Linked DNA regions of Homo sapiens: region 1 is linked to region 2. The links are chromatin contacts, found by POLR2A ChIA-PET in ENCODE. All regions are on one chromosome and are shown on one strand. The core of a region is the stretch at or near the end of the contact, and the rest is flanking DNA. Distances in the headings are between cores, read along the strand shown. Region 1 overlaps ZBTB7C (zinc finger and BTB domain containing 7C). Region 2 overlaps ZBTB7C (zinc finger and BTB domain containing 7C).

The links. ChIA-PET counts read pairs that join two places held with the same protein, here RNA polymerase II (POLR2A).
Region 1: POLR2A ChIA-PET joins it to region 2 with 11 read pairs in A673. The contact joins two enhancer-like sites. POLR2A ChIA-PET finds 5 or more read pairs at or near these places in 2 of 52 experiments (A673 and activated CD4-positive, alpha-beta memory T cell).

What each region holds. Positions count from the first base shown.
Region 1 is chr18:48,071,755-48,076,906 of GRCh38, forward strand. All of the region lies in intron 3 of ZBTB7C (zinc finger and BTB domain containing 7C), which reads right to left. Among named protein-coding and RNA genes, the nearest start is that of ZBTB7C-AS1, 88 kb to the right of the region's middle. Within about 2 kb of position 1,680, at least 9 of the 41 ENCODE cell types and tissues checked have a DNase peak (open chromatin) inside an H3K27ac peak, as active enhancers do.
Region 2 is chr18:48,354,468-48,359,579 of GRCh38, forward strand. The region is part of intron 1 of ZBTB7C (zinc finger and BTB domain containing 7C); the gene reads right to left. LOC124904352 (a long non-coding RNA gene) reads left to right here. Exons shown (of 3, transcript XR_007066457.1): 3 at 1-987. Among named protein-coding and RNA genes, the nearest start is that of ZBTB7C, 52 kb to the right of the region's middle. Within about 2 kb of position 2,569, at least 4 of the 41 ENCODE cell types and tissues checked have a DNase peak (open chromatin) inside an H3K27ac peak, as active enhancers do.

The DNA.
Region 1 (5,152 bases), core at 430-2,929, 280 kb before region 2:
TGAATGGGGAAACCAAATGTGATATATACACAAAACAAAACATTATTCAGCCTTAAAAAGGAAGGAAATTCTAACACCTGCTACCACATGCGTGAACTTTGAGGATATCAGGTTAAGCGAAATATGCCAGACATAAAAGGACAAACACTGATTCTGCTTCTTGGAAGTACCTGGAATCAGGGGATGGAGGTGTGGCGAGTTAGTGTTTAATGGGGACAGAGTTTCATTTGGGATGCTAAAGAAGTTCTGGAGATGGCTAGTGGTGATGTTTGCATTACACTGTGAATACACTTACTGTTACTGAATTATATACCTAAATGATGAATCTTACTTTACGTATAATTTTACCACAAGTGAATGTATGAATGAAGCATGAATGAATGAATGAATGAAGGCTGCATGGGATATGAGGAAAGCATTTGACCACTGGAACCCGACAGCCATGATTTCTAGCTGTGTGAAAGTGAGTTGACACTCTACTTCTCTGAATTTCAAGTCTGTCGTCTGTAAAATGGGGTAAGAAGACCCCAAACGGGGATAAAAATACCCATGCTACAAAAGGGAGTCAAGGGTTAAATGAGATAATGTATATGAAGCCTGGCGCTCAGGGCCAGGAGACTCCTCCGATCTCTCACCCTTTCCCCCTTCTCCCTGGGTGGCTGCATCCATTGGCCAGGTTGGCCTCAGGCGCCAACCCCAGCTCACCTTTCCCAGGTCGATCTGCAGCCTCCTTCCCATGTCCCACTCCTGAAGGAGGGCCGCCAGCTTCCTGCGACTCAACAGACAGACACAGGGGCAGGAGGCCAAGCTTCACAGTGTCTCCCCGGGGCGCTTGCAACAAGCAAACAAGCAAAGACTGAAATAGGGAAGGTAGAGTTTCACACTCTGTGGGAAGTTTGTGGCAGAGATATTTTTAGGAGGGGAGAAGGTGGGAGATATTTTTAGGATGGGATGCTTTTCCCATTGCTCCTCCAATCCCACCTCCCTGTGGGGAACCGAGGAAAGGTAGCATTAAGAGCCGCCTGTGATGAAGGAGGCAGCCGGCACTGCTGGGGAGAAGGCAGCCGCTCTCCGCTTCATCCTTGGGCTGGGACCCCAGATGTTTGACCCTGGCCAGCCCCTTGCTGGCCTTCCCGACAGAGCCACTTCCCTTTTGGGAGTGCAGCCTGGAGTTCCCTTCCCCCTCCAGGCCACAGCCCCACTCTCCCTTAGGATGACCTGAAAGGGAAGTTTATAAGAGGAAAAGGAATGAACGGGATCCTATTTAACAGCACATGCTGGGCGGAGGAACTTCCTGACAGGAACCAATGTGGAAACCAGGCCCAGTTTGGCCATGGAAAACTGGTTTGGCTCAGAACTGGCCAGAGTGGAGAGGAGACCTTGGGCAGCTGCACGTCGCAATTAAACTGGACTTGTCCGACTTCGCTTTCTTTCTTGTCCCCTCTAAGCAAGCAGACACTATAATAATCTGCACACCACAGGGGGTGTGCAGATTATTTTTTTAAGTCTAGGGGAAAGAAACCCCACCCTCATTTAGGTCACAGAGACATAAAGGGCTACTGGCTAGGCTCAGCAAATCAGGAACAGATGTAGGCAGCGGAGCAGGGCCAGGCGAGCAGAGCCGCTGCCACCAGGCGCCCAGCCTGAGTCACCCTGGCGGGGAGGGCGGGAGGTGGTGGGCAGGGGTGGCCGTCTTTATTTGTGGGCTTGGGTGTGGGGTGCAGGAAACAATGCAAACAGAAGAGTCCCCGGGGCTGGGACAGGCGCAGGGGTGCGGGCAGGTACGGACAGGCTCCCAGTGGCTGCTCTTCTGGGCCAAAGGATTAAAACAGGCCCTGAGTTTGAACAGGGAGAAGGCTCTGCTCCTCCCTCAGCCTCTTTCTCTCCTTCCCCTGCCCTCCCTCTCCCCCCACCCAAGAAGACCTTATTTCCAGGGCTGAGTCTGGCTGTGGCTGGCCGGCTGGCCTCCGCCCTGGCTCCCCAACCCCTCTCTTTAAGGGCCAGGCTGTCCTGTGGCTGGCAGCTGGCAGGAGAGGCCTGGGGTGGACGTTTCAGCCCTTGCTCCCCGAGTTTCTGCACAAAGCCCTATCCTCTCTCCTCAGTTCTCCCTTTTCTCTCCTCACTCTGATTTGTCTCCTGTAGACCCCCAAAGAAATATTAGCTTCTCAGGGCAAAGGCCCTGTCCCTGCCCCTCAGGCCCCAGCCAGGCCTGCAGTGGGTATTCAGTCCTCATTATGACTTTCTCGAAAAGAAAAATTTCTTTTTTTTTTTTTTTTTCAGACGGAGTCTCGTTCTGTCACCCAGGCTGGAGTGCAGTGGCACAATCTCAGCTCACTGCAACCTCCACTTCCCAGGTTCAAGCAATTCTCCTGTCTCAGCCTCCTGAGTAGCTGGGATTACAGACGCATGCCACCACGCCTAGCTAATTTTTCCATTTTTAGTAGAGACGGGGTTTCACCATATTGGTCAGGCTGGTCTTGAACTCCTGATCTCAGGTGATCTGCCTGCCTCGGCCTCCCAAAGTGCTGGGATTACAGATGTGAGCCACCACGCCCGGCCCATTATGACCTTTTCTAAGGTCACCCTCCATCTGGGGGGCAGTCATTCCTGAGATATCGCTTTTTCCTTCATATAACACAGCCCCTTGCACATGAGAAGCAGGGACCTCCTCTGTCTCCATGGCCCTCTGGCCTGGTACACAGTAGGTGCTCAGCAGACGACTGTCATAGGAATGGATGAGCACCACTGGGCACCAAGGGAACCATCAGAGAGAGCCCAGCAGCTCAGAACCGCACAGCCCTGTGTGGGCAGCTGTGTGCTGAGGCTGCTTCCTTGCACCTTTCTTGTATGGAGAGGAAGGCTTTCATGATACCCTCAGACCAATTGCAGACAGCACTCTGGAACAGAGTAATCTGGTGTTTCCAGCCCCTACAAACTCTCCAGTGACAGGATGAAGAGAAAAGTAAGGGCCTCTTCTCAAAGGTGCTCTCTATGGCCGAGCAGAGAAAACAGAATCAAAGCAGTTTTTAGCTGGACGGTTCCAGCCTGGCAAACACAGAGGAAAAATGGCAGGATCAAGGACGCTTGGCTTAAAGGAACGGACACCCAGCTCTCCTGCTGTCCAGGTCCTCTCCATTCAGTGATGTTTTTGTGATGGGTCACACACTTATTAACATACTGGCACCTTTTGTTTTTTAATTCTCAAATTTCCCTTGATCCTTTGACTCCTCTAGTTAATTGAACTCACATCTTTGCCAGCATCAAAATAGGTCATCTATCAAAGTGCGCAGAGAAGAGGGAGGTGGCACAAGGTACAAGGAGAGAAAAGAGGCGTTTGGCAATTTCCCCAGGATACAGACTTCCATGTGTTTTCTCAACTCTGCCTCCCCCACCCACAGTGCTACAGGCATTAGCATGAAGAGGACGCATTTGAGCTTCATCAATGTGCTGGGTAGATGGCACTGCCAAACAGCTCCTCAAGGCATACTGGCCTCCACTTGGTCATTTCTCCCCTCCCAAATGCCCTTACTGTTCTATGGGAGAGAAAGGACACAAGCTCTCCAGTCTTAGCTGCAGATCTGCTCATTCTTATCCAAAGAGGCTGGTGATGCGACAAAGGGCTTCAAGCCCAGTGCCCAATAAGGAGAAGCCAGATGGAAATGGGAACAGCCAGCCCAGAGAGGAAGAACATGCTAGAACCTCCACAGGATCTGTTTGATGCCTGGAGTTCCAGGAAACACAGAGCAGCCCTTCTTCCCTCACCGTGGGCTTGGCTGAGATCATCGGCTTAGCGATTGCACAGTTTTGGGTTGATTGATTCCTCCTCCTGCCTCCCCACTCCCAGGATGGCATCTGGAGGCTTCCCCTGCAGCTGCAGGGAGAGCAAGAGCTCTCAGGCCTGTTTCTGGGTGGAGGAGGGGCAGGTGACTCCTTTCTACCTTTCCCCAGGTAGAAAGGTAGAAATGACACGACACAGGTCAGCGTCATCCTCCCTGCAGTTGAAAGGGAGGATGTTCAGGTTAAACAGAAGAGCCTTCAGAGGCCCCACCTGCTCTGTCCGCTAATCTCCCAGCACGTCCAGAAATCAGAAACACCAGTTGAAGATGCCCCATCCTCCCAAATCCGCTCTCCTAGGAGTTCCCAGCTCTGCTCTCGGGCTGAACATATAATCCATCTTTGTGCACCTAAGAGAGCGCCTCTTGGCATGTAGTACCGGGTGCCAAAGAAATGTTTGTTCCCTCACTCCACCCTCCCTTAACTTGTTCCTCCCCAGCGCCTGCTCAGGCAAATTCAGCAAATGCCTACCAAATGAAGGCCTTCTATGAGTCGGGCTCTGGGCAAGGTGCTGCAAGAATGAAAAATAAACATGTTTCTTGTCCCCAAGGCAGAGGGATAATGGGTCCCCACTAAATGAGCCGCTTCTATGTTCCTAGTGGCTTGTGAGGCACTTTACTCCTGTGACCTGACTTTAGTTTTCACAGCAATGCTAGGAGGCAGCTAATCAGTCTCTAATTTTATTTATGAGGAGAGTGAGACTCAACGAGTGAAGGAAGGAATTGACACTCTTGTAGTTGCAACAGGTTCTTTATAAATAACCACAAGGTTTAATGTGGTAAGGACCTAGAAAAGAAAAATGGAAAGTGCTGGGTGCCTAGAGGAGGGTAAGGGGAGGGAGGTGGGGGGTTTCCAATGGGCAAAGGGCCACTGGCAGTTCTATATCCAGGCTATATCTAGGACACTGGTCCCAAATAGAAAAGCAATTTTTAAATATCCAGGACACTGACCCCAAATATTCCCTGCTTTCCAAGCACCTTGCCAGCCACTGAGATTGTGGGTGAGTGGTTGCCCACACGACTAATTTCCAAAGCAGAGAAGATGCAAGAACCCCATGGGCAGGGAGCAGGGTGAGGGGCTCTGGGCTTGGCAGGAGCCTAGTTCAAGTTGCTGATGGGCTTTGTCCTCTTGACCCACGGAGACCTTGGGACAGCTATTATGAGGGCTCCACAGGGAACCTTCTAGACTTGCATGTTGGAGCCAGGGGTCCCAAAATGCACTGCTCTGCTGAGAACCCATGGGATTGCAGGAGAATGTAGTCATTATGCCCTGCCCAAAGCCCGAACCATGATCCCTTTTCCAACAAATCGAATTCAAT
Region 2 (5,112 bases), core at 1,319-3,818:
GAAACAGGAAAATAGGGAGGTAATTAATCACCTGGTAAAAGGACACACCCCAGATGTACTTTTCACATCACCATCCCCAAATATGCCTTAAGGGGCATCAAGGTAACATCCCAGCTTTATACCACATGAATAGAGCTTCTCTATTCATGTGGTTTTCAGAACATATCCATCTACTAGACTCAGGAACTTGACTTGAGAGACATGGATATTTCTTGCTTCCTGGCAGCAAATCCAACAGCAATTCCAGTCCCTGCAGCCAGTTAGGCAGGGAGGAAAGGGCTGGTGTGTCAGGGCTGGTCCAAGCACACTGGTATACTTGAGTCAACATCTGCAGCAGAGGAAGGGAGACAGAGGGGACTGAATAAACGGAGCTGTGCCATTGGGAGTCCACCAAGCACGCCAATGCCCTCCTACGCCCCTCAGCTCCAGGCCTCCTGGCCTCACACCACCCTAGAACATTCTTGTTGCCCAAACCTCAGAGGAGGGCTTTCCCTGAACCAACTCTGACTTCCTGCTTCCTCTCTGACCCTACATGGTGGTACTCCACCTCTGCCAGACATCCCTTCCCTGCTCTGCCTGCAGCTTCATCAAAGCCTACTGGGCCCTGGAGAAGAGAGCCATGCCAATCCCCCCTGCAGTGAGCTAGCACAGTGCATTCAGGTTAGTTACTTTCCTTCTTGGGCATCTCTGGTTTATAACATGAGCCTCTTGGAGAGGGCGGTATTTTGAACAAAAGGAAATAATCTTTCATTGTGAAATTTCAAGGACTGTGGGGGAAGAAATCCAGTGAGGCTGGAGGGCAGTAATGGGGGAACAGAGAGATCTCTGAGATACAACAATGTCACACGGACCAGCCATGAGCTACTACTGGAAATCTGTTTTTCAAAATTTAAAAGAGTCAATTTCCAGATGTCTGCTTAGCGGAGCCAAACTGCTGTTGATTTGTTCCCAGTTCGCCACGGAATAAAGTCTGAACTCCTCACCCGAGCACTCCAGACCTTCCACGTTCTGGCTCCCATAAAGCCTGCTCTCCTTCCTGCCCCTCCTAGGAACCCCACTTAGCCATTCGCTTCCGCACTATCCTGCAGACCTGCTCGGGGCTTCCCAGCCTGCACACTAGCCCAGGCCTGAGCATGCTCCTTTACCAGCACCACTGCACTGCACAACTCCAGTGGGTGCCGTGCTCATGCCAGGCTGTGTGTGTGCAGTGCACAGCATGGCAATCCATGTGCTGCCTCATCCATAGCCTCCACTTCAGGAAGTCTCCCGTGCACCCCTGCAACCTTCCTCTTCTCAATTTCTTTGTTGCCTAGAACCTGCAGCTCACTTCAGGCACTGGACACTCCCTGCTTCACATTCTCTTGATCTGAGTGGGTGGGGGTAGGTCCCCAATCAGAGCACAAATGCCCTGAGGGCAGTGACTGAGTCCTAAGACCTCACACCCCAGGTGAGCGGGCTGAGAAGTTCACGTTGGCTTTCTACTGTGAACTTTTCCTGGGCCAGCATCCACAGCAGCAACAGGCAACTTGCTAGAAATGCACATTCTGGGGCCCCACCCCAGAAGTCTTGAATCAGATGCTCTGGTGGTGGGGCCCAGCACCTGTTTTGGCAAGCCCACCAGGCAACTCCGATGCGCATGAGGCTTGAGACCCACTGAGTTATAGGATCCTCAACATCCTTTCTGGGTTTATTCAACAGGGTTTTCCAGCTAGGGAAGGGGCAGGCATCATCTTGTCGGACTGTTACAGAGACCCCATCCCCAGGTATTTCTCAGGCATCTCCAAGTGAACTCGCTCAGAAAGCCTCCATGCAGCCTGAAGTGCTATCATGCCAAGGTTGCCAGCCAACAGCGCAGAGCAGCCAGGATGCTTCAGCGCTCCTCCAAAGGGCTCTCCTGTTCAACAAGCCTTCCCTGGGCCCTGCTAGCTGGGTGGTTACATTATTCAGCAACCAAGTAGAGTTTAACAGTGTCCCTGTCTCCCAACCAAGCAATTCACCCCAACTGTGCTACGGGCTTTTCCAACACAAAGCAGGGCAGTGTTCAGGAACTTGGCAACAGGAAGGCCCTCCTCCAGGTCCCCACACCTTTTCACAGTCTGCCCAGGCTAAAGCCCCTGGCATCCCATCTCCTAGGGCAGAAGTGAGTAAGGAAGGGAGGTCAGACCAGATATAAAGAGCCAGATCCCAGCGCCACTCTGGACTTACAGAATCAGAATTGCTAGGAGTACCTGGGGATCCAGATGTTGATCAAGTCTCCCTGCCATTCTTATCGGACAATTCAAGAAATGATCAATGGGCCGACGTGCATTATCTAACAGATGAGGGAACTGAGGCCCAAAGCAGTGAGTGACTGGCATTCCCTGACCATCCCAGGCCACAGAGCATTCTCTCCACCCTCTCAGCCCCCACAGCACCCACCACCTGGGTCCCCCTCACAGTTCCTAACACACATAATCCTACACTAAACTTCTAAACACTGCCCTATGTGGCCCTGCTTTCTCCCCCACTGAACTGGAAGGGACTAGAGACAGGACCAGGCCTGAGACAGGACTCCTCCCACAGTACTGTGCTCAGTTCAGGGCACAGGGAAGGAATGAACCATCCCCTGAGGCAGCCTGCATTCTCCATGAGCATATGTGCTAAGATTAATCTATGAGATCACCAGATTGTCACCTTGAAACACACCGGAAGGTCTGTCCCAGAGGGGTGAGAGAACATATAGATTCTGATGGGAGGCAGACGGCCACCTGCAGAATAGGTCGGGGGTGGCCAGGAGGAGGAAGTTAGAGCAAGAAGCCAGTGCTCCTGTTGGAGGCTGGGAAGGGGGAGGGAGGAATGCCACAAAGACAAACTGCACCTTCTTGTTGATTTTGCTCAGCCAGGCCCGGGAGAAACACAGCTGGGAACTGGGACGCAGAGCTCACACTTCCTCACCTCTCCCTCCCAGGAGCCCTTCCCTGACACATAGGAAAGGTGACAATGAAACAGAGACAAAGAAGAGCTCCGAGGAGTAAACAAGCCTGCTCAGCGCTCAGCGTCGTTTAGGTGCTGGAGGGCCCAGGAATTCTCCCCAGGTGCCCCGGGCAGTGTAGGACTCCTCAATTTGCCTTTCCCCAGCAGCACAGTCGGTGACTGCCAAGGTGAGGAGCTTTGGGGAACTCCTGGAAGGTCTCACTAGTATTTGAACTTTGCCCCACCCAACCCTGACCAGGGCCTCCCACCTCCTCCAGCCAGTCATGTAGACTGGTAATAACAAACACCCCAAAATTTCAGTGGCCTGAGACAACAAAAGTGGATTTCATGCTCATAGGACATGTCCACTAATTCTTCTCCTCAATCCAGCTTTTTCATCTCCAAATTTAGCCTAAACTAACGGCACAGAGTAGAAGTTTTTGTTACACAGCGGATAAAGTTTGGATGCTTGTCCCCTCCAAATCTCATGTTGACATGTAATCCCCAGCGTTGGAGGTGAGGGCTGGTGAGAGTGCTTGGATCACAAGGGCAGATCCCGCATGAATGGCTTAGTGCCATCCCCTTGGTGATAAGTGAGTTATTGCTCTGAGTTCATGTGAGATCTGGTTGTTTAAAAGTGTGTGGTAGGGACCGGATGCAGTAGCTCAAACCTGTAATCCCAACATTTTGGGAGGCCGAGGCGGGTGGATCAGTTGAGGTCAGGAGTTCGAGAACAGCCTGGCCAACAATGGTGAAACCCCGTCTCCACTAAAAATACAAAAATTAGCCAGACATGGTGGCGGGCACCTGTAATCCCAGCTACTTGGGTGGCTGAGGCAGGAGAATTGCTTGAACCTGGGAGGTGGAGGTTGCAATGGGCTGAGATCATGCCACTGCACTCCAGCCTGGGTGACTGAACGAGACTCCACTTCAAAAAAATAAAGAAAAAGTATGTGACACCTCTGCCCTGTCTCTCTTGCTCCCACTCTCACCCTGTGACACTGCCTGCTCTCCCTTTGCTTTCCACCATGATTGGAAGCTTCCTGAGGCCTCACCAGAAGCAGATGCTGGAGCCAGGCTTGTACAGTTGGCAGAACTGTGAGTCAATCAAACCCTCTTTTCTTTATTAATTACCCAGCCTCAGGTATTTCTTTATAGCAACGCAAAAACGGCCTAACACAGCAGCACAACTCTTGCAGGCATGGAATTGATTTCTGTGCCAGTCAGGATAGGCTGGGCCATGCTGCAGTAACAACAAACAACTCCCAAATTGCAGTAGCTGAGAACACTGAGGGTTTATGCTAATAAATATAGGGCTTCTTTCTGGAGTGATGCAAATGTTTTAAAATTAGAGAGTGGTGACAAGCCTGTGAATATACTAAAAAACATTGCACTGTACACTTAGAGGGATGAACTTTATCTCAATAAATGAGAGGCATGAATTTTATCTCAATAAAGCTATTAAAAACTAGTCCCGGTTTCCTCCTCCCTTATGCCTGGCTGGTGTTGATCACAGGTCCACAGGGGCCTTCCTGTTGGAATCACTCAAGGTTTAGGCTGATGCAGTAGCCCCTGTCTCCAATGCTTCCTGCTGTCCTGTGAGCTCTGGAGGGCCTTGTACTGGCAACAAGATGCTCTGACCTGGAAGTGAAACCCATACTTCACTCACAACTTACTGCCCGGAGTACATCCTGTGACCCCAGCCCCCAACAAAGGGCACAGGAAGGATAATCCTGCCAAGGGCCAGATGACAAGAGAACTAGCTGGTGGCCATCACCCCCATGAACTCACACGCACAGCCACCCAGAACTGGGGCCTGGCCTTCCTCCATCCCCCATGAGAAGGAGAAATTTTTTCTCTGTGTCATTTTTCACCCTAGGGTGAAGGAAAGCTTTCAGAGCAGGTCTAGAAAGAGGAAACTATGAAGATGATCAAAACATGACTTTCAAAGAAAATGACAGGGAACACTATTATAATATGTAACACAGCAATCTTATAATACATAACAACACTCTAATATAAAATATAACAAAGTTTTTATAGTAATGGCAACATGACAGGTACAATGCCACCATGACAGTGAGACAGACAGGCCAGATGTACGAAGGAAAATTTCAAGAATGAGTTTGACAGCTGCTGGACCTTCCAACAGATCAAGCA